2 separate regions of the Homo sapiens genome follow, and region 2 is linked to region 1. Evidence: read pairs that join two places in POLR2A ChIA-PET (ENCODE). Cell type or tissue: CD4-positive, alpha-beta T cell. All regions are shown on one strand. Links, peaks and the distances in the headings refer to the core of each region. The heading gives the core; the rest is flanking DNA.

Region 1 (9,096 bases), core at 1-8,000:
GTCCAAAGCCACAGTGAAATACCAAAAACTTTAAAAAGCTGCACACCCTCTCATTTATGATTCTATTTACAGGAATTTATTCCAATAAAATAATTAGGAACAGACACAAAACCTCAGCCAAAGAGGTGAGTCCTCACTGCATGGTTTGTGAAGGAAGTGACTGTAAACATCCAGTATCAGAGGCCCAAGTGGATACACTACGGTGCCTCCCTACGCTGGGCCATGAGCTGTTAAAGTGCGGCTGTGACTAAATATGGATTGACGTGGAGAGAGATTCAAGGTGACGCTGAAAAACGTGCATGCTGCAAAACAGTATGCAGGATTTAACTGTATTTTTATAAAATATGCAATCACGTCTAGATAAATGACTGGAATAACGTATATGCAAAGGTATCAATAGCCATCATTCATCCCTGTATAATGGGAATATATGGGCCTTTATGCTAATCTGTGTTTTCTATAATAAGAAAAATTAAGCATAAACAAAACAATAATTTAGTTGTAATTTTTTCAAAAGGCAGCACTGGAGTGTCATGGGCCAATTACCACCCAGGAAAACCTGAAGTCTGGAAGAAAGACTTGTTGCACCCATACCAGGAGACCAGGAGGGTGAGGATAAAGCTTGTCTGTCCCCAGCCCAGCACAGACTGCACCTACTGACCACTCGCCATCCCAAGAGAGAAGACAATTTGTCTTCCCAAATGCCAGTGCAGGAAGGGACCTCTGATTATTCAACCCTCATGTCACCAGGTAGAAAAAGAAGGTCTCCAAAGGGGGCTTTGCCTAGGTCACACAAGTAGTTGGTGACCTGGAGGAACCTTGGAGCATCTCAGCTTTAGAAGGTGGCGCCCCAGAGATAACCCTACCAACCCTCTACCAGATTTGGCACAAGTCTGGAGGTCCTGAGGCCTGCGGGGTGAGCAGCTGGGGCACCACGGCCTCTGTGAGTGCAAAGGTGGCACCAGCCCAGCTCTGCAGGGCCACCTGAGGCAGCTGAGGAGCTGCTCCCAACCCCAACCCCTGGACCGCTCACCGTGCTTCTCTGGGTGCAAGCAGTCAAGGCTGCAGGCACCCAGGAGGATGTTGGCCTGCCGCTGCAGGGACTTGCCAAAAGGGTGGCTGCCCTCAGAGATTACGTAGTAAAAGACGCAGCCTGCAGAAAAGATGTCCACCGTGTAGGTCTGAAAAGAGACATGAGGCGTGAGAGGTCTGGGAGCAGAGTTTTCATCCTCACTCACAGTCAGGGAGGGAGGAGCATTGCTGCTGCTTCTGCCACCTAGAAGGTGTCCTGGGAGAATCAGCTGACATATGTGAGCTGCACAGAGCAGCGAGGGCTAACCTGCAGCACTGCATGGGTGTCAGAGGTCCCAGTGGAGAACCTGGGCTTGGAGCCACCTGGAAGCCCCTGGTTCCCTCTCATGTGAGATGAGGACACTGACAGCATGGGGCTGTTGTCAAAAGAGATGCATTAATATGCAAAAATGGTTGCTTACGACAGTGCTTGGCCCATCAAAAGCCCTCCTGGCTGTTATATATTCCTTACCCCCAACACGAAAGTGCTCACAGACAGGGTCTCTGTGTCGTTGCTTCCCTGCTGTACCCCCAGGGCCCAGAATGGTGCCTGCACACAGTAGGTATCAAAATTGCTAATAAGTGAATAAAACAGCTTATGATTCAAAAACAGCCCTAGAAAGAAACTATCTGACAAGTTACCAAGGAGGTCATGTTTGATGTTAATCCGAGAAAGCCTCTCACTTATCCCATGAAACCATTCTGTGTCTACAGAATAGCTTCCTTCGAGGGAAATGTACGTTTGTGTTTTTTAGCTCATGCTACCTGGGGTGTAATACCAAGGTGGTTCCTGAGCACAGCTTGGGTCCCTGTTAGTAGGCCCTGCCTCTGAGATTCTCCACCAGGTGAAGTGAGGGTCTAGTGTGAGGAAGCAGGGGCTCATCACCTCCCATGCTGGAGGAGACACACCTTGAACAACACAGCACTCTCATTCAGCCTCACAACAACCTTGTGAGGCGAGCAGAGCAAATGCTTTCATCCCCAGATGAGAACGTGGACAGAAAGGTTGCATGACAAGCTCAGGGTCACTGCTGGATGTGATAAACCAGGATGGGACTCAGGTCTTCCAATCTCCAAACCTACCATGCTTTATTCTACCTCACTGGATTTTCCCTTAGGAAGGTGCTGGATTCGGGACAGGAGGAACATGGCCACCACAGCTGGAGCTCGCCCCTGACTCCCAGAGCTCTCTGGGTCTTTCACGCCCCCCACACTCTCTGCAGCCTGCTGTCCCCAGCACAGACAACACTAAGGTGAAGAGGCATCTTTCCTACCTGCCTGGCCCCAATTATGTTCTTTCCCAAACTTATTATTGCCACTTGTCCTTGTAATTTGGATATTCCATAAGCTGTTAAACATGAGTGCCACGAAGTCTGAGGTAAGCTGAATCTTTAGAAAGACTCGATAAAGGAAAGGGAATGGTTACAAGAGCTGCTGCGGCATTTGGTGTGGTGGATTCAACCGTAAGGGACTGGGTCATGAAGCGTTAAAAACCAGGCTTCTGCTCTCAAATCGCTTAGGAAGTGTTTGAAGTGTCCAAGCCTCCATGCAGAAGTCACAGAAGTGGTACAGAAGTGTGCTTAATGCAAGGGGGAAAATGAGGACTCCAGTCAGTCAGACCCAAATCTGAAAAGACCTTAGCCTACAGCACAAGATTTCTATGACTTAAGGGCTAATATTACTTGCTTTAAGTTAAAATTAAGTGTTACGGCGTGCGTGCGTGTTTTTATGATTCTTCGCTGTAACTGACTTCTTTGATGATCTGACCAGCTGCTGGTCCCCAGTGAGCTGGATAAGAGGCAGCCATATCTAATCCACTCAAGATGACTGACCCACCCAGGTCTCCATCGGGGAGTGTCCAAGGTGAGCCTCGGCGACTTGTGCTAGAATAAGGTGCTCAAGTGTGAGTGCGCTCCCAGCAAATGGATGCAGAAGCCAGCTTGAAGGGGTTTCCAGGTTGGCCAAATTTGGAACAATTTGTGTATCAAAAGAAGTAAATAACAAAAAAAGGACTAAAATGGATTATAACATTAGTTTCAAAATCCTTGAGCCCATAGCGATTAAGAAAAAAAAAAAAGAGAGAGAGAAGAAAGTGAAAAGAAAGCTCTGCTTTACAGAAAAATGTCAGCTAACAATGTAGAAGAATTTCTACTCAACTGAGTACTTCAGGCAAGGGTGATCAACACATGCTAAACCACTGGGTGAGTGACTGTCAGTAAACAGGATATTCACATTGTGCTGAAGTATCACCCCAAATACTAACAAGAGAGGAGGAAATGAACCCTTATGGTAGAGAGATCAGCTGTAGCATCACTAAGAGGAGGTGATAATAATCTTACAGATACAATCTGCCATCACATGCTTTCTGATGTAGAGACCTGCCAAAAACATTCGTGCCAAAAACATTTAACTTGAACCTAATCAAGCCTCTCCACCTAACTTCTGGTTTCCAGGAAATACAAGGAATACAGAGAAATGTTCAACGCTGTCATGAGGAAAAAAGCAAACAAACCAGAATGGGGCATCCTATAACCCACTGCCTGGACTCTTCAAAATGGAACTTCAACATGGAACAAAATATAGGTGGAAAGATTTGTAAATTCCAAGAGACAGAATCAAATGTAACGCAAGACACCTGATTCCATCCTGGTATATAAAACCCAGTAGGTATCAAAACCCAGTAGGTAGCAAAATACCAACTCTATAAAAGACATTTGGGGACTAATTGGGGAAATTTGAATATGGATTGAATATGAGATGATGGATAGAAACAGTATTAACTGTTGAGGTGGGATAATGGTATTGTGGTTGGAAACACAATGTATTCCTTAGGAGACACGTGCTGAGGTCTTCAGGGATGAAGGGCCAGGATGCCTGCTACTTATATTCAAATGGTTCAGTAATAGGTAAAGATAAAGCAAATGTGGCAAAAGTATTAACAAATGTTGAATCTAGGTGGAGATACACAGGTATTCATGTTAACATTCTTTCAGCCAGATGCTGTGGCTCATGTCTGCAATCCCAGCACTTTGGGAGGCTAAGCCTGAGCCCAGGAGTTCAAGACCAGCCTGGGCAAAATAGCGAGATCGCACTTCTAAAAAATTTTTTTCTTTTAATTTTCTCTATGTCTAAAAATTATCAAAATAAGTTGAGAAAACAAAAACAAAATTTTAAAAATAATGAAAACTTGAAGTTTGCTCACGCTAAGCAAGCCCTGACTTCCCAGTTTACCAAAATTAAAAAGGGGTTAAAAAGTGATTGATTTAGCTGGGTGTGGTGGCAGGTACCTGTAATCCTAGCTACTCAGGAGGCTGAAGCAGGAGAATCGCTTGAACCTGGGAGGTGGAGATTGCAGTGAGCTGAGATCATGCCACTACACTCCAGCCTGGGTGACAGTAAGACTCTGTCACACAAAAAAAACAAAAAAACAGCCAACCAACCAAACAAAAAAAAAAAACAAGTGATTGGAAGAATAGGGAAAAAAAATAGATAATTGCCCACATTTGCCCCTTTAATCAGCTGAACATGAGATGACACAGAATGTTCACACAGAAGCTCTTGGTGAAAGGAATGCCATTCTCCAGCTACACGGGCACCAGCCCCCAAACCTGGAATTTAAAGGTTCTACTCCTGAAGATACAATGGGCTGGTTCTGTAGTTTTCAAAGGGCCATAGCCTATTACTCACAGGGTTCTCCTTACAGTCTTCGCTCAGCATCTCTGGAGCGATCCAGCCTTCTGTGCCAGGCACCCCAGATCGGCGGCTGAAACTGTGTCTGCCCACTGCCAGCTTCTTGCAGAGGCCAAAGTCGGAGATCATGGCCTTGATCTTGCCGTGTGCATTGGGCATGGATATGAGGATGTTGTGTGGCTTTAGGTCTCTGTGAACTAACAGAGAACTCCAGATTAGTCCAATGCTTACCAGGAGCAACCCCAGGCCTCCTCCAATGGGGAATGTGTCCTCGTCAGACTCCCAATATGCCTGCCGCCACCTCCAAATGTTCTGATTTTCAACTATGTCGGATTCCTCCTCAAATTCTTACACCACTCATCTTTGCTACTGGTGATATAGCCAAGAGCTTGAACAGAAGCAAGGCCCACCCGAGCTACTGGTTAGCCCCACCTGGGCCACTGATTCTCCCCACCCGGGCCGCTGGCCTGGTAAAGTGCAGCCTCTCACCGATGTTGAGGGAGTGGAGGTGGGCCAGGCCCGAGGTGGTCTGCTGCAGCAAGGTGATGGGCTCCAGGCCGAGATGCGCAAAGTCCTTCTGCTCCACATACTGCAAAAGACATGACAGCAAGGTCACGGCACACAGTCCTCAGGACTTGGCCCCTCGGCTCACTTTCTTTGATACCATTTTAAGAAAGAAATGGCAAGTTTTACTGACAACATTCTGTCTAAATCCATGTTTTCCAGCAAGGAGCAAACCTCCAAATCTACTAATTTACAATGAGAAAGATAAGAAGGCAAGAAACTCAAGTTCATTGCCTCATATAAGTAAACCTACAAAGGAATCCAAATGATACTGATATGGTTTCAAAGTGAGCCTGGAAAATGAGCAAAAGGAGCTTGCTGGATGATCTTAAAGCCTGGAGTTACCAACTGGCATCCTCCAAGCCCACACCAGCCATGACTGAAGAGGGAAAGAACAACTGTCCAGGTTTCCTGGAGGCAAAGAGGGAGAGACATGCCAACTGCAAGCAGACTGCCCAGGCATGCTGGGGGGACCACCCTGTTACAACCAGAGGGATAAAAATGCTCCACATTTTGACTGTGTATGTGGTTAAATGGGTATAGACATTTGTCAAAATTCATCAAGCTATTACATTTAAAATTAGTACAATTCACTGTAACTTTTTTTTAATTTGACGGGGTCTCACTCTGTTGTCCAGGCTGGAGTGCAGTGGCACAATCACTGCTTACTGCAGCCTTGATCTCCCAGGCTCAAGCAATCTTCCCACCTCAGCCTCCCAAGTAGCTGGGGCTACAGGAACACATCGCTAGGCCTGGCTAATTTTTGGTTTCTTTGTAGAGATGGGGTTTCACCATGTTGTCCAGGCTGGTCTCAAACTCCTGAGCTCACGTGATCTGCTCACTTTGGCCTCCCAAAGTGCTATGACTTTAATAAAGTTAACAAAATAAAAAAAATAAATCCACCTCTTGCAGGGTGGCTGCACACAGCTCGATGGCAATGTACTGGAATTGCCGGTCCTTCTCCGTGCAGAAGTAGCGGATCACGTTCGGGTGCTCATCCGATTCTCGCAACAGCTGGACCTCACGGTCTGCGAAGCTAAAACACTCGGGGAGGATCCTCTTCACGGCCACGTCGCGGTTGTCAAACATGCCCCTGCGGGATGAGGAGTGGGAGTTGTGTCTGGGAAGCACGAGTCAGGCTGTGTAAATGAGGTGAGAACCTGGGTCCACAGCATTCACCTACTGCCTCCCAGCCTAGAGAGCCCCGCCTGACTGCCTGGTGGCCCCGGAATCATCGCTTGTCTCAGTGTGCAAGCTCCCTGGAGGCCGGACTCCATGCGTCTAGGTCACTGCTTTGACCCTGCTGTGCTCTGAGCCTGGCACCAGGCTCGCAACCTGACAGGCACTTAGACACCAGGCGGTGAGGGCAGGGGGCTGGCTAATCCACTCACCGGTACACAATTGTGCCCTCAGCTCCATGGCCCAGGACATCCTTGGGACAGAAGGAAATTTTCCCAACTATCACCACGCTGGTTTCCTCATCTGGGACAAAATAGGAAAAAGAGATTGTTTCAAACAGATATCACCTAAAGAACCTTGAGGTTAACATAGTGACAAGCTTCCTGACCTCAGATTAAAAGATGGGATTTAAGAGGCACTGCACCCCAGACTGCTGCTCAGCAAGAGCCTGCCAGGCCCACTCCCCATGTACACCCAGGACTGCCTCTTCCCCCTGCCCCTGCATTCTGTCTCCGCCTTTACCTTATTGTGCGATTGCATATCTTAAAACCTTCTGGAAGGCAGGGATTCTCCATAGCGTTTCACACACTTATACATATTCATTGTGATATAGTTAGAATGGTTTAATAGTTAACAACCACCACAAAGTCCACTGTAAAGATCCGCACTGAAGCATTCAGGTGGCGGCAATGGACATGTAAAACGAGGAGACTCCTTGGGACAGAGGGCTCTGAGTTCCCTGCACCAGCTCTGTGCCAGTTCCCTCAGAATTGGGGCTCTGACAACTGGCTTGAGCCAACTTCCACAGAGGAAAGCAGACCAACTGTGACACTTCCACACTTGGCCACCGGCTGGCCCTGGGAACTCTCTTCAGCCCAATGGGCAGCTCACCTCTGGTCAGCCGCGACGCCCAGCCCTTGTGGAGAAAGACAGGAGGATGGCCAGGGTGGTTCCCAGAAGGCCCTCTGAAGGGGAGATGCCAAGGGATGGGGCAGAAGCCTTCCCACAGAGACCCCCAGAGTGGAAGTTAGAGGAGAACACAGTGAACCCCTGAGAATGGTAGTTTACAATCTTATGGAGACTCCTTGGACTTCTCAGGAGGTGCTCGAATAAAACATAAAATAGCACCAAGATGGCAACTGGCTTTACCTCCATCGTCTTGTTCCAGGGAGGGGCTGCTGCCAGCCTTGGAGGCAGAGCTGCCGGAGCAGAGCGAGTGGTTGGAGGCCCTGGGGGACGTGCTGGGGCTGCTGGTGCCCGAGCTCTCTGAGTACGGGCCAGACGTGTCCAGGAGCTCGCCGTCCTGAGCCGTGTCTCCAGGTGGGTGGAAGGGCAGCTGCTGCTGCTGCTGCTGCAGGAGCTGGATCTTCTCCAGTTCCTTCTGGAACTGCTGGTGCTGGAGCTGCTGCTGCTGATGCATGCTCTGGGAAGAGAAACCCACATCCAGACAAGGGCAGCTGTTCCCACAGGGAAACAAGCAGCTGGGAAGGGACAGGTCCCAGTGGCGGAGGGAGCATGTGTACTTTATGTGACCCAACAGGGCACAAAGAGACCAGTGAGAAGGCACCTGGAAGCAGAATTGCTTCGATGACTGGACGTCTTTCCACCGACTAGTTAGATCCTTGCTCATACAGCCCACTCCCCAACCCTAGGAGGGGCTGGATGGCCACCAGGGGAGGGACTGTGCCCTAGGTTGAGGGCTGTGCCAGTTTCATTCAGTTCTAAAATTCTGTGATTTTCATGAAAGTCTGAGAGTTGTTGCAAAGGTGAAACCAAACAGGAAGCACAGGTAGCATGGCTGAGCCAGTGGTGGGTGAGAGCAAGCCCCAGGTTCGCCACCCACCGTGTCTGTGTGTTGGCTAGAGGCTAGCGCACAGACACTCAGTAATCCAGAGGGGCAGGTGAGGAAGCTCTAGTATTCTAGGTATGCAGAGTACATCTGCATACACATAGCCAGGAGGTGGCAGTGGGGCTGACACATGGTGAGCCTGGCTGAGGTCCTGCTTCCGCCTTTCATCCCACTGCCTTCCCCGAGGCCACATGCCTCTCAAATACTCTGAAGGATTCATTCTGTCATTATCTGAAGTAGCAGCGATCTGTGATCATCCCTACCCATGTGCAGGAGGTGGACTGAAGGGACTTCTGTGAGCCACCAACCCACCAGGGAGTCGTCTCTTCTTCTCTCCACCATGGGGTGGAGTCCTAGAAATGCCGTCTACTAGCTGGGTACCCGTGGGGAAAGTTACTTAGCTTCTCAGGGTCTACTTCCTTCTTTTGTGGACAAGGGATCAATAATAATGACCTCATAGGACTGAGTGAGGTGAAAAGTGAAACTATCAGGTGCAGACGTGCCAGTGGGGAGTGCCATAAAGAGTCTGTCATTCCCATTCCTGGGCGGGTCATTAGCTTCCTGAGCTCTCAGGTAACAGCATCTCGATGCTCTGAGCAACCTGCTGAAGGACCATGCCCCTCACATATTTCATCCCACCCATGGCCTGTTCTGCTACAGAACTTGCTCATTTCCAACTAGGAAGTAAAGGGATGGCCACACTGCCTTTTTCACACAAGCTGATCTCACAGGCAGCTTCTTTT
Region 2 (10,191 bases), core at 827-8,826, 54 kb after region 1:
ACCAGCCTGGCCAACATGGCGAAACCTCGTCTCTACTAAAAATACAAAAATTAGCCGGGCGTGGTGGTGGGTGCCTGTAATCCCAGCTACTAGAGACGCTGAGGCAGAAGAAATCACTTGAACCCAGGAGGTGGAGGTTGCAGTGAGCTGAGATCACGCCACTGTACGCCAGCCTGGGGGATAGAGCGAGGCTCTGTCTCCAAAAAAAAAAGAAAGGGAAAACAATACTGCAAAATTATAGCAATATTTCTTCTTTTCTCATTTTTTAAACTTCCAATAATATGATTTGCTAATCTGTAGATTAGCAAATTTTTCACAAAGTAGAAGTTTTCACAAAGTAGAAAGGAGATGGACAAGCTAGCAGGTAGGAGAGAAGCTTGAATTCGAAGGAGCTTCAGCAAGTGCCTAAGTTCCACATGAAGCACTTTCCACCTCAGGATAGTAGGCAAGTCAACCACCTTTGATCATTAATCTCCACCAAACAAGGGACCAGAGTTTAGAAACACAGGGGTCTCCCAATAAGAATGTATGCATCCAAGAATAAGAAGAGTTTGCTGTTATTAAAGCCTACAGTACAACCATAATGAACTAAGTGCCCCCAAGTATATCTTATCACAGTATTAATATTAAAAAGGGTTAATATTCACCAAAACATATCAGTGCTCCTTTGCTACTAGTGGAAGCACTAGTGGAAACAAAAGCCACCTGCCTTGTCTGAGCATCTTGGAAGCCACTGGAAGAGCAACATTCTACAATTGGTTTATGGATCAAAATAAAACACTAATCATGGCCGGGACCGGTGGCTCATGCCTGTAATCTCAGCACTTTGGGAGGCCGAGGTGGGTGGATCACCTGAGGTCAGAAGTTTGAGACCAGCCTAGTCAACATGGTGAAACCCCGTCTGTACTAAAAAAAAATACTAAAAAATCAGCCAGGCCTGGTGGCAGACACCTGCAATCCCAGCTACTTGGGAGGCTGAAGCAGGAGAATTGCTTGAACCCGGGAGGCAGAGGTTGCAGTGAGCTAAGATCATACCATTGCACTCCAGCCTAGGCAACAGAGCAAGACTCTGTCTCAAAAACAAAAACAACAACAACACTAATCACATGACTAATTTAGTCTTGGAAAAATCTCAAAAATACAAAGTTTAGAGAGAAGCTGAATTTGGCAACTGAGAATTCTGTCAATCACAATGTCTACAGAAATGCCACAAACTATTACAACTGGCAGGTTCTTCTCAAGGCTCTCAACTGTACCAAATCGAAACTCCTGGGAGCCACTCGGAACAGTGTTATTCTCTCATAAGGCAAACAAAAATGACAAATTTTCTGGCTTTTTCCCCTCTGGCATTTTTAAAAGCATGAACATGCCTGAGTTCAAATGTAGTTGCTATAGCTAACATGAATTAAACATGTTTCCAGATGCCTTGTGTGATACTGAGCACAGCTGAGAACTATTTGTACCTGAACACTGAAAAACGCTGCTTCACAAAGATGAACTTGTGCCTTGTCTTTGCCCAGCCATTTCAGTCCTCAGTGCTCACTTTTCTCTACAAGCAACATACCCTACGGCACACACACTGGTTTCCAGAGAGCCTGAAAATGGAAAGAAAATGTCGAGTCTGCAGATCTGTTTCAAGTTAACAACCATTTGAAATTTGATTCAGTTTTAAAACTAGTAGTTGGGAGGTTAAAAAAAAAAAGTGGAATATATACTCCTGGCTTTGATGGTGACTTGTAGGAAGTAACCAACAGTAACTGTGGAGGGTGGGAAGGGTAGTGGCAGGCATCTAGTCTAGCCTAAAACTAAACATCCATTAGCTAATTGGTCCCCACAGACATCAGACTCTGTCCAGCATGTGTCACTCAGTGGGCTTCAGCAGTATAAGGGTCCTCACTGCAGCCCTACTCAGCTGGACTGCAGCAAGTCTCCCTCCTATGAAAGCCAACACAAGACCAGCACTGGATCCTGATGTTCAATGTTCTGATCATAAAGCAATGTTACGGCTGGACGTGGTGACTCACACCTGTAATCCCAGCACCTTTGGGAGGCCGAGGTGGGCGGATCACTTGAGGTCAGGAATTCAAGACCAGCCTGGCCAACATGGTGAAACCCTGTCTCTACTAAAAACACAAAAATTAGCTGGATGTGGTGGCAGTCACCTGTAATCCCAGCTACTTGGGAGGCTGAGGCAGGAGAATCGCTTGAACCCAGGAGGCGGAGGCTGCAGTGAGCCGAGATCACGCCACTGCACTCCAGGCTGGGCAACAGAGTAAGACTCCATCTCAAAAAAAAAAAAAAAAAAGCAATGTTACACAAAATCCAGCAGCTTCCCCATTCATAAAATCCACCATTCACTCTGCATTTACTACAAAGATACAGAAGTGGCTATCAACTGCTTATGCAGAGATGATTGAAAGGTACATCACCAACAATTTAATCATTCCCTAATATTGTGAATTCAGCTAATTGTTAGGGCTCTTCCATTAATTAACTACTTATATATATTTCAGGTAAGAAAAAAATATTTTCTTAAATGCCTTCTGAAATAACTTCATTTAGAAAAAGTTTTCAGTAAAGAGAATTATGGACACAGGGGCAGACAGGTGTTCAAACAGCACAAAAACAAATGAAATGGCCTCTAACAAAAAACCACCAGTTTCTAAACTTGCATTTGGGACTGACTGGTCAGGCAGGGAGGCAAGCTCATCAGTGGCTAGAGAACAACCAGCAAAAAAACCACAGCTTCCTGGGCATGGTGACTCACGCCTGTAATTCCAATACTTTGGGAGGCCCAGGCAGGAGGATTGCTTGAACCCAGGAGTTTCAGGCCAGCCTGTGCAATATAGGGAGACCCCATCTTGACAAAAAAAAAAAAATTAATTTGCCAGGTGTTGTGGTTTATGTATGTAGTCCCAGCTACTCAGGAAGCCAAGGAGGGAGGATTGCTTGAGCCTGGGAAGCAAAGGTTGCAGTGAGCCAAGACAGTGCTACTGCACTCTAACCTGAGCAACAGAGCCAGACTCTGTCTCAAAATAAAACAAACAAATAAACAAACAAAAAACACAGGGCTTGATTTCAGCAGCCTTATCACTGAAGTTTTGGTTTGTTTCCACTTACCACTGCCTTGTTGCCCCCTGCAATGGTAAGTACAGCAGGGAAGACCCTGCAAGCTCCTCTGAGATTCAGAACGTGTGAAAGCTGAATGTTCCTTATCAGGGGTTTCAGAAATGTTGCTTTTGCCAAAAAAAAAAATGCAGCTTGTCAATTTCAGACATACATTTCAAGAACTGATTCCCAGGTTGACTACCTGATAACAAGGGTCAGGGCCAGGTGTGGTGGCTAATGCCTGTAATCCCAGCACTTTGGGAGGCCCAGGCAGGTGGATCACCTGAGGTCAGGAGTTCGAGAACAGCCTGGTCAACATAGTGAAACCCTGTCTCTACTAAAAATACAAAAATTAGCCAGGCGTGGTGGTGCACACCTGTAATCCCAGCCACCCAGGAGACTGAGTCAGGAGAATCGCTTGAATCCAGGAGGAAGGGGTTGCAGTGAGCCAAGATCGCACCACTGCACTCCAGCCTGGGTGACAGAGAGAGACTCCATCTCAAAAAAAAAGGGTCAGAAATAAGATCATTAAAATGGCACAGACTTTTCACCTCTAAGTCAATGGCAAGATACAGTGTCATGCACACGTGTTCCATACCCACAGTTTTCCAGTGATCTATACTTAACGAGGTTTATAATCTCTGCTCCATTTACAAAACTGGAGCATCTTATCCCTGCAAAAAAAAAGGCGTGTACACACACACACACACAGAAAACCTACGATTGTGAACAAGAGAGTCACACACTTCTCAGGTGGCATGTAAATGGATCAAGTCCAACCCAACTGTACATCCCTCTCTCTTTTTTCTTCTTTTTTCCTGAGATGAGGTCTTTGTCACCCAGGTGGGAGTGCAGTTGAGCGATCAGAGCTCACTGCAGCCTTGAGGCTCAAGCAATCCTCTCCCCTCAGTCTTCCAAGTAGCTGGGACTACAGGTGTGTGACACCAGCCTGGCCAATTTTTAAATTTTTTGTAGAGTCGGGAGTTTCACTACATTGACCAGTCTGGTCTTGAACTCCTGGCCTCATGCAATCCTTCCACCTCAGCCTCCTGAGTTGCTGAGATTACAGGCATAAGCTTAAAAATAATAATAATAAAAAAAAGACTTCAAATAAAAATCTTTTCTATGAATCTTCTTCCCATCACACCTCCACTCCAACAGACCAGAAGTTTATATAATCATCTGGCTAATAATAAAAATTTGTTTTAGGAATATCACACCAATGTCTAGAATTTGTTCAGAGGCTGGTTTTTTCTCTGTGTGTGTGTGTTTTTGTTTGTTTTGCTAATAGTCCTCTGTGTTCATTGGATTACTGTTATATTGCATAATCCCAACTTTAGTTTTATTTATTTAAGGTTAAGAAAACAGCCGGGCACAGTGGCTCACGCCTGTAATCCCAGCATTTTGGGAGGCCAAGGTGGGCAGATCACCTGAGATCAGGAGTTCGAGACCAGCCTGGCCAACGTGGTGAAACCCTGTCTCTACTAAAAATACAAAAATTAGCCAGGCATGGTGTAATCCCAGCTACTTGGGAAGCTGAGGCAGGAGAATCGATTGAACCTGGGAGGCGGAGGTTGCAGTGAGCCGAGATGGTGCCGTTGCACTCCAGTCCAGCCTAGGCGACAAGAGCAAAACTCCAACTCAAAAAAAAAAAAAAGAAAGAAAACCATTCCTCCAAACTAAAAATACTTACATAATTTGAGCAAGGACAATAGAATATCATACAATACCATGTGTACCTCAGTTCCTGGAACCCGCAACCTGCCAACAACAGCCAGGCTGCCTTTTGCAGTGCAGGGTTCCTTGCCAGGACTCAAATCTACTGGATGGTTGGCACAGAGGTAAAGCAATAAATTGGCGTTAAGGGTTCCTTTTAGTTGGCTACTGAATACATATTACAGTATTAAAGGTAAGACTTGAAACAAGTTATGCAAGTGAGAGAAGGATTATATAAGAAAGATTTCCAAGATATTTTGTTTTACTGCCCAGTTAGGACATATGAAATCTTGAGAACAATTAAAAGTGCATGTTGCTAAATGTAGAATAATGATTTCAAGTGGATTAGAATGTGCTAAGGAATTAGAGCTTATAATTATTAACCTTGGCAATCATGCTTGGAGGTGGGAAGGGCATGCCACACAGGGGAATGTGCCTATGCCAAAGCACCTATCAAAAAAAGCAAGATAAGGCTGATCCACCACACATGTGGATGTGGTGAGGGGTGCTGTCTAGATGGATAAGAAAGTAGGGGTTAATAATGAGTAATGGCAAATAGACTGGATTATTCTGCTGGCTATAACCGGCTGAAAGCCACAGGATGGATCAGCTGATTTTAAGAAATACCAGTAAGACACTTTCTGGCATGCCATAACAGGACACCAGTCCTACAGGGTTTCTTACACACACACACACACACACACACACACACACACACACACACACACACAAGCTCGCTGTCTCTTTCTCTCATAGGACACCAGTCCTACAGGGTTTCTTATACACACACACAAGCTCTCTCTCACTCAACCTGTGCAGTAACATCAAAACAACAGGAAGAAGTACCTCAAAATGGTATTCTATAACACAGACCCTTGAAAGGCACTAAAGGATATTCAAAACAAGGACATCTGTGTCTACAATTCTTCTACTTGCAGCAATATTATCTGTCTCAGACTATAAACTCAAAGCCTGGGCATTTGTGATTCTCTGCTTTATAAAGGCAGCCAGCAGAGTACCGCTTTCTAATACCATTTCATCACATAGTAGGAGACTGTCCGATCATGGCCAAAAAGACATCAAAAATTCACCAAAGCAGTAGAACACTGAAATCAGTGCCCAGTAAGTGCAAAGGTCCATGACATAAAACTCTCTCAATGATTAAAGCAAGCCCTCAGAGTAAAAGCCTCACAATGATCAGGAGGGGCTCAACTCTCCGCTCACAAAGGACTATCTTTGAAGTTATGTTAAGTAAAGACTTAATTAAGACAGATACAAAAAAAATTTGTTTTGTTTTGTTTCTTTGAGACAGGGTCTTGCTCTGTCACCCAGGCTGGAGTACAGCAGCACAAATCATGGCTCACTGCAGCCTCGACCTCCTGGGCTCAAGCGATTCTCCCACCTCAGCCTCCCGAGTAGCTGCGACTACAAGCATGCACCACTATGCCTGGCTTTTTATTTCATTTTTTGTAGAGATGGGGTCCTACTATGTTGCCCAGGCTGGTGTTGAACTCCTGGGCTCAAGCAATCTTCCCGCCTCACCTCTCAAAGTGCTGGGATTACAGGCTTGAGCGGCTGGCCTACAAAACAGATTTTTATTCAAATCAAACCCTGTTCCCTGACCCTCATCTCATTTACACATACTGCAGCAAAGTACTTATACCCAAATATGGAGATTTCTATACAGCCACCTGAACAGTGAGTAACAAATATTTCACTACTTTTAGTCTCCTGTCTGTGGAAGAACATTCAGAACTGAATTAAAACATCAGCCATAGACACAAACAAAAGTCTTACTGTTTTAAAGATTTCAGTCCACCAGTAAATCATTCCAAATTCTGTTATACTTCGTTTACCTGTGTGTAGGTCAGCAATAATCCATCAACCATACAGTTCCTTCTAACCAGTCTATCGGCTGTTATGTTTCCTGATATTAAGTCAATAAAGGCAACCATGACATTTGCTTTGGATGGGAGTCAAGTGTCTAGCTGGGATGCAGAAAAGGCCAAGGCCTAACTGAACAGCACTGTGTGGTTTCCAAACTAAGCAGCTGAGAGAGTTAAACTTTCAGTGTTTGTGGCAAGTCTGCCGTATGGTGTAATTAACCACCACCCAAGACAGTTAGGACTCTTCTTCAGTTTAGGCTACTGTCCTCCTTTAATAGATCTGATTAAAAAAAAAAAAAAGTACCTCATAAATCCACTGTATTCCTGAATGCAAAGGTATGCTAATTTCATAATAGGTGAATACAGTTCCCCCCAAACTGGTTTTGGGGCCTGGGCTGAGTGTCTGAGTTCAACCATTTGCAGTTCTGTTTATGTTCATGGTTGCTCTGCCATCAACTTACATTGCCATCATTGGAAGAAGAAACATATCTGGACATGAATGGTGCTACATGAAATCGTTTTCCCTGACGTGGTTAGGAAAACAAGCCCTTTTTCTTAGGGTGGTATCAAATCCCTAAGGTCCCTCAGGATACCTGGGGAGCTAAGCCAAATCCCACACTTTAGGAAAACTGAAACCCAAGGTTACATGCTCATTTAGTGGCTGAGCTTTAGAATGCAGGTGTCACTACTCTATTTTGTTGTCTTTGCTAAAGGGAAACAGCATCAACTGATATCTAGTAACAACCAAGAAACGTATCAGGCTAATTTACTTTAATGGAGAAACATCCTAAACAAACTAAACTAATACAGGCCTGACAGACTATAAATTTGTATGTGCACCATTGGCCTTACAAAAAGTCAAATTTTATCCATTTGAGTATGTCTACTCATATGCAGTTAAACCTACTATTAAGAAGTCCTGGCCGGGTGCAGTAGCTCATGCCTGTAATCCCAGCACTTTGGGAGGCCAACGCAGGTGGATCACCTGAGGTCAGGAGTTCGCGACCAGCCTGGTCAACATGGGGAAACCCCGTCTCTACTAAAAACACAAAAAATTAGCTGGGCGTGGTGGCGGGCACCTGTAATCCCAATTACTTGGGAGGCTGAGGCAGAAGAATCACTTGAACCCAGGAGGCAGAGGTTGCAGTGAGCTGAGATCGCACCATTGCACTCCAGCCTGGGTGACAAGAGGGAAACTCCATCTCAAAAAAAATAGAAAAAAAAAAGAAGTCCTCACGTAGAAACCCCAAGGGAAAAAAATTTAATTACATACCAAGTTTTTCAGTCCTGGTAACAGCAACTAATCTGAAACTGTCAATTTTGCTCTTCATATTTAGTTAGGAATTTCTTGCAGGGGACAGTAGAGGAGTAGACAGGAGAGTCAAGTAGAAAGTGGAAAAATACTCTAGTTAAATTAAAATTACCTACAAACAACTGTATTTATGACATAATTGCTACCTACACTGGCCAGATGTTGCCAAACTTTAGGCTAGAAAAGAAGTACTATGAAATACACCCCGAGTTGAGATATCTGGCTTGACTGACTTCTGCCAGCCAGGACCCCCATTGTTTGAAGTTGATTTGAGGATCACACACTTCTCTACCGGCCCAGGCCACCATACCACCTTCCTCTCTCCAATTAGCTGGATAATCCTTTAAGTCCATGCGGTTCCACACAATGCAGATCAACCAGTAGGGACTGTTTACTGCTTCTGGGATGTGTAATTTTTGAGATGAAAAGGACCGAAGAGATTACCTTACCCAACCCTCTCATTTCACAGGAAAAGAAATCAAGGCTCAGAGAGGTGAAGTGACTTGCCCAGGGCACCACAGACAGTTAACCATAGACACAGGACTGGAACCAAGGTCTCCGCCTCCCCGTCTAGCCCTTTTGCCCACTATGCCACACTATAATTTCACTACTTTAAATCACGGTTCACTGAGAGCCAAAGCCTAAATTACTTCAGGCCTGAAGCTCCCCCTTTGAATCCTGCTGGGGTAGATGAAGATCAGCACTCCACTTTGATATGAGGGTTGGATCTTTTGGATGAGACCAAAATGTAATTTTTAGAGTCTCTATAGAAACCCAATATACCAAATGGCACTGCAAATTATACAGGGAGGGGTCTTTAAAAAATGTTCAGCATGAAAATTCCTGAGATCTCACTGTACATCTAAGTGGGTGGGAATGGGAATAACACAACAAAAGGTCAAAGGTCTCAGCTTTAACCACCATAAAAAAATTCCTACAATACACACTTACCCAAACCAGTCTTTTTAAAAAAAGTTTGTTTTTATTTTTTACACTGACATATAAAAATTATATATACTTACGGTGTACAACATGATGTTCTGACGTATGTATACATTGTGGAATGGCTACATCAAGCTAATTAACATATCCATTACCTTACATACTTATCATTTTTTTGTGGTGAGAACATTTCAAATCTACTCTCTTAGCCATTTTCAAGTATATAATATGTTGTTATTAACTATAGTCACCATGTTATATAATAGATCTCCTGAACAGCCCAGTTCTAATGGTTTTAAAAAATGTCCTTTGATGAAGACGATGATAATGTAGCCACTGCCAATTCCTTTGATGAAGCCAACATTCTTTTAATGTCAGTGCCAAGGAAACGCGCATTACTGATCAGCACAGGACAACTCCTTTGAACTGTAAGGCCCATTTTAATGACCAAGCATAAACTGATGGGCCCCACACAGTAAGCTATGGCTGCTTCACTTGGTAGCAATAAGATGCTCACACAAAAGAAAGCCTATTCTGATACTGACTTTTTCATGTCAATATTACATCAGATTTCTGTAATTTCAGCATAGGTTTTCTATTATCTAGGCTTCTCTGAGAAGCGATCTTTATGCAGCCTCACACGTTTGAATAGAGATTGGAAAGCACAAGAAACTGCTGGGAAGACTGTGCTGGCACAACCAAACCTTCCGAGTTGAGGCTCGAAAACAGGACTCAGAAAAAGGGGCAAAGCATGAGGAACCGGCCAAGAGCGAACAACGTTGCTTTCTCCAGCTTATCAAGTGGTCGGCAGGAAACAGAAGCAGGAAAGAATTACCAGCCAGAAGATAGCAAACCTATGGGCTCAAAGAGGAGGCCTTTCCAGACATCAAAGGAAGAACTCCCTCGTGAAAAGGGAAAAATGGCTGTCCCAGGCAGGAATGGACAAGGGACCATATTATAAAATATTTTTTAAAAGTTTGTTTTTATTTTTTACATTGACATATAAAATTTATATATACTTATGGTATACAACATGATGTTCTGATATATGTACACATTGTGGAATGGCTATAATGATCCTATAAAGGATATTCTCTGCTGTCATTCTCAGTTTTCCCAGGAATCTCTCTTTCTAAAGTCACTACCCTGGTCAGGCTTCCGCCTAGCCTGGAGGTCATCCAATGTTTTTTTTTTTTTTTGAGACAGAGTTTGACTCTTGTTGTCTAA

Evidence for each region. ChIA-PET counts read pairs that join two places held together with the same protein. Peaks named below come from ENCODE experiments on the same cell type or tissue, not always from the same donor. Only the 100,000 strongest peaks of a DNase experiment are listed, where the experiment ranks them.
Region 2: POLR2A ChIA-PET joins it to region 1 with 10 read pairs; 16 of 35 experiments call an interaction of 5 or more read pairs at or near these places.

Annotation. Positions count from the first base shown.
Region 1 is chr17:64,048,022-64,057,117 of GRCh38, forward strand. It overlaps ERN1 (endoplasmic reticulum to nucleus signaling 1), which reads right to left. Exons shown (of 22, transcript NM_001433.5): 13 at 7,654-7,927; 14 at 6,717-6,807; 15 at 6,229-6,418; 16 at 5,251-5,350; 17 at 4,759-4,958; 18 at 1,034-1,181. Among named protein-coding and RNA genes, the nearest start is that of ICAM2, 32 kb to the left of the region's middle. RefSeq lists enhancers at 7,236-7,979, 7,980-8,723, 8,512-8,631 and a silencer at 8,942-8,991. In CD4-positive, alpha-beta T cell, for the core only: no CTCF peak of the experiment used is centred there; a DNase peak (open chromatin) is centred at 3,340; H3K27ac peaks cover 3,095 bases.
Region 2 is chr17:64,101,210-64,111,400 of GRCh38, forward strand. All of the region lies in intron 1 of ERN1 (endoplasmic reticulum to nucleus signaling 1), which reads right to left. Among named protein-coding and RNA genes, the nearest start is that of ERN1, 24 kb to the right of the region's middle. RefSeq lists an enhancer at 2,866-2,915. In CD4-positive, alpha-beta T cell, for the core only: no CTCF peak of the experiment used is centred there; DNase peaks (open chromatin) are centred at 2,732 and 5,552; H3K27ac peaks cover 937 bases.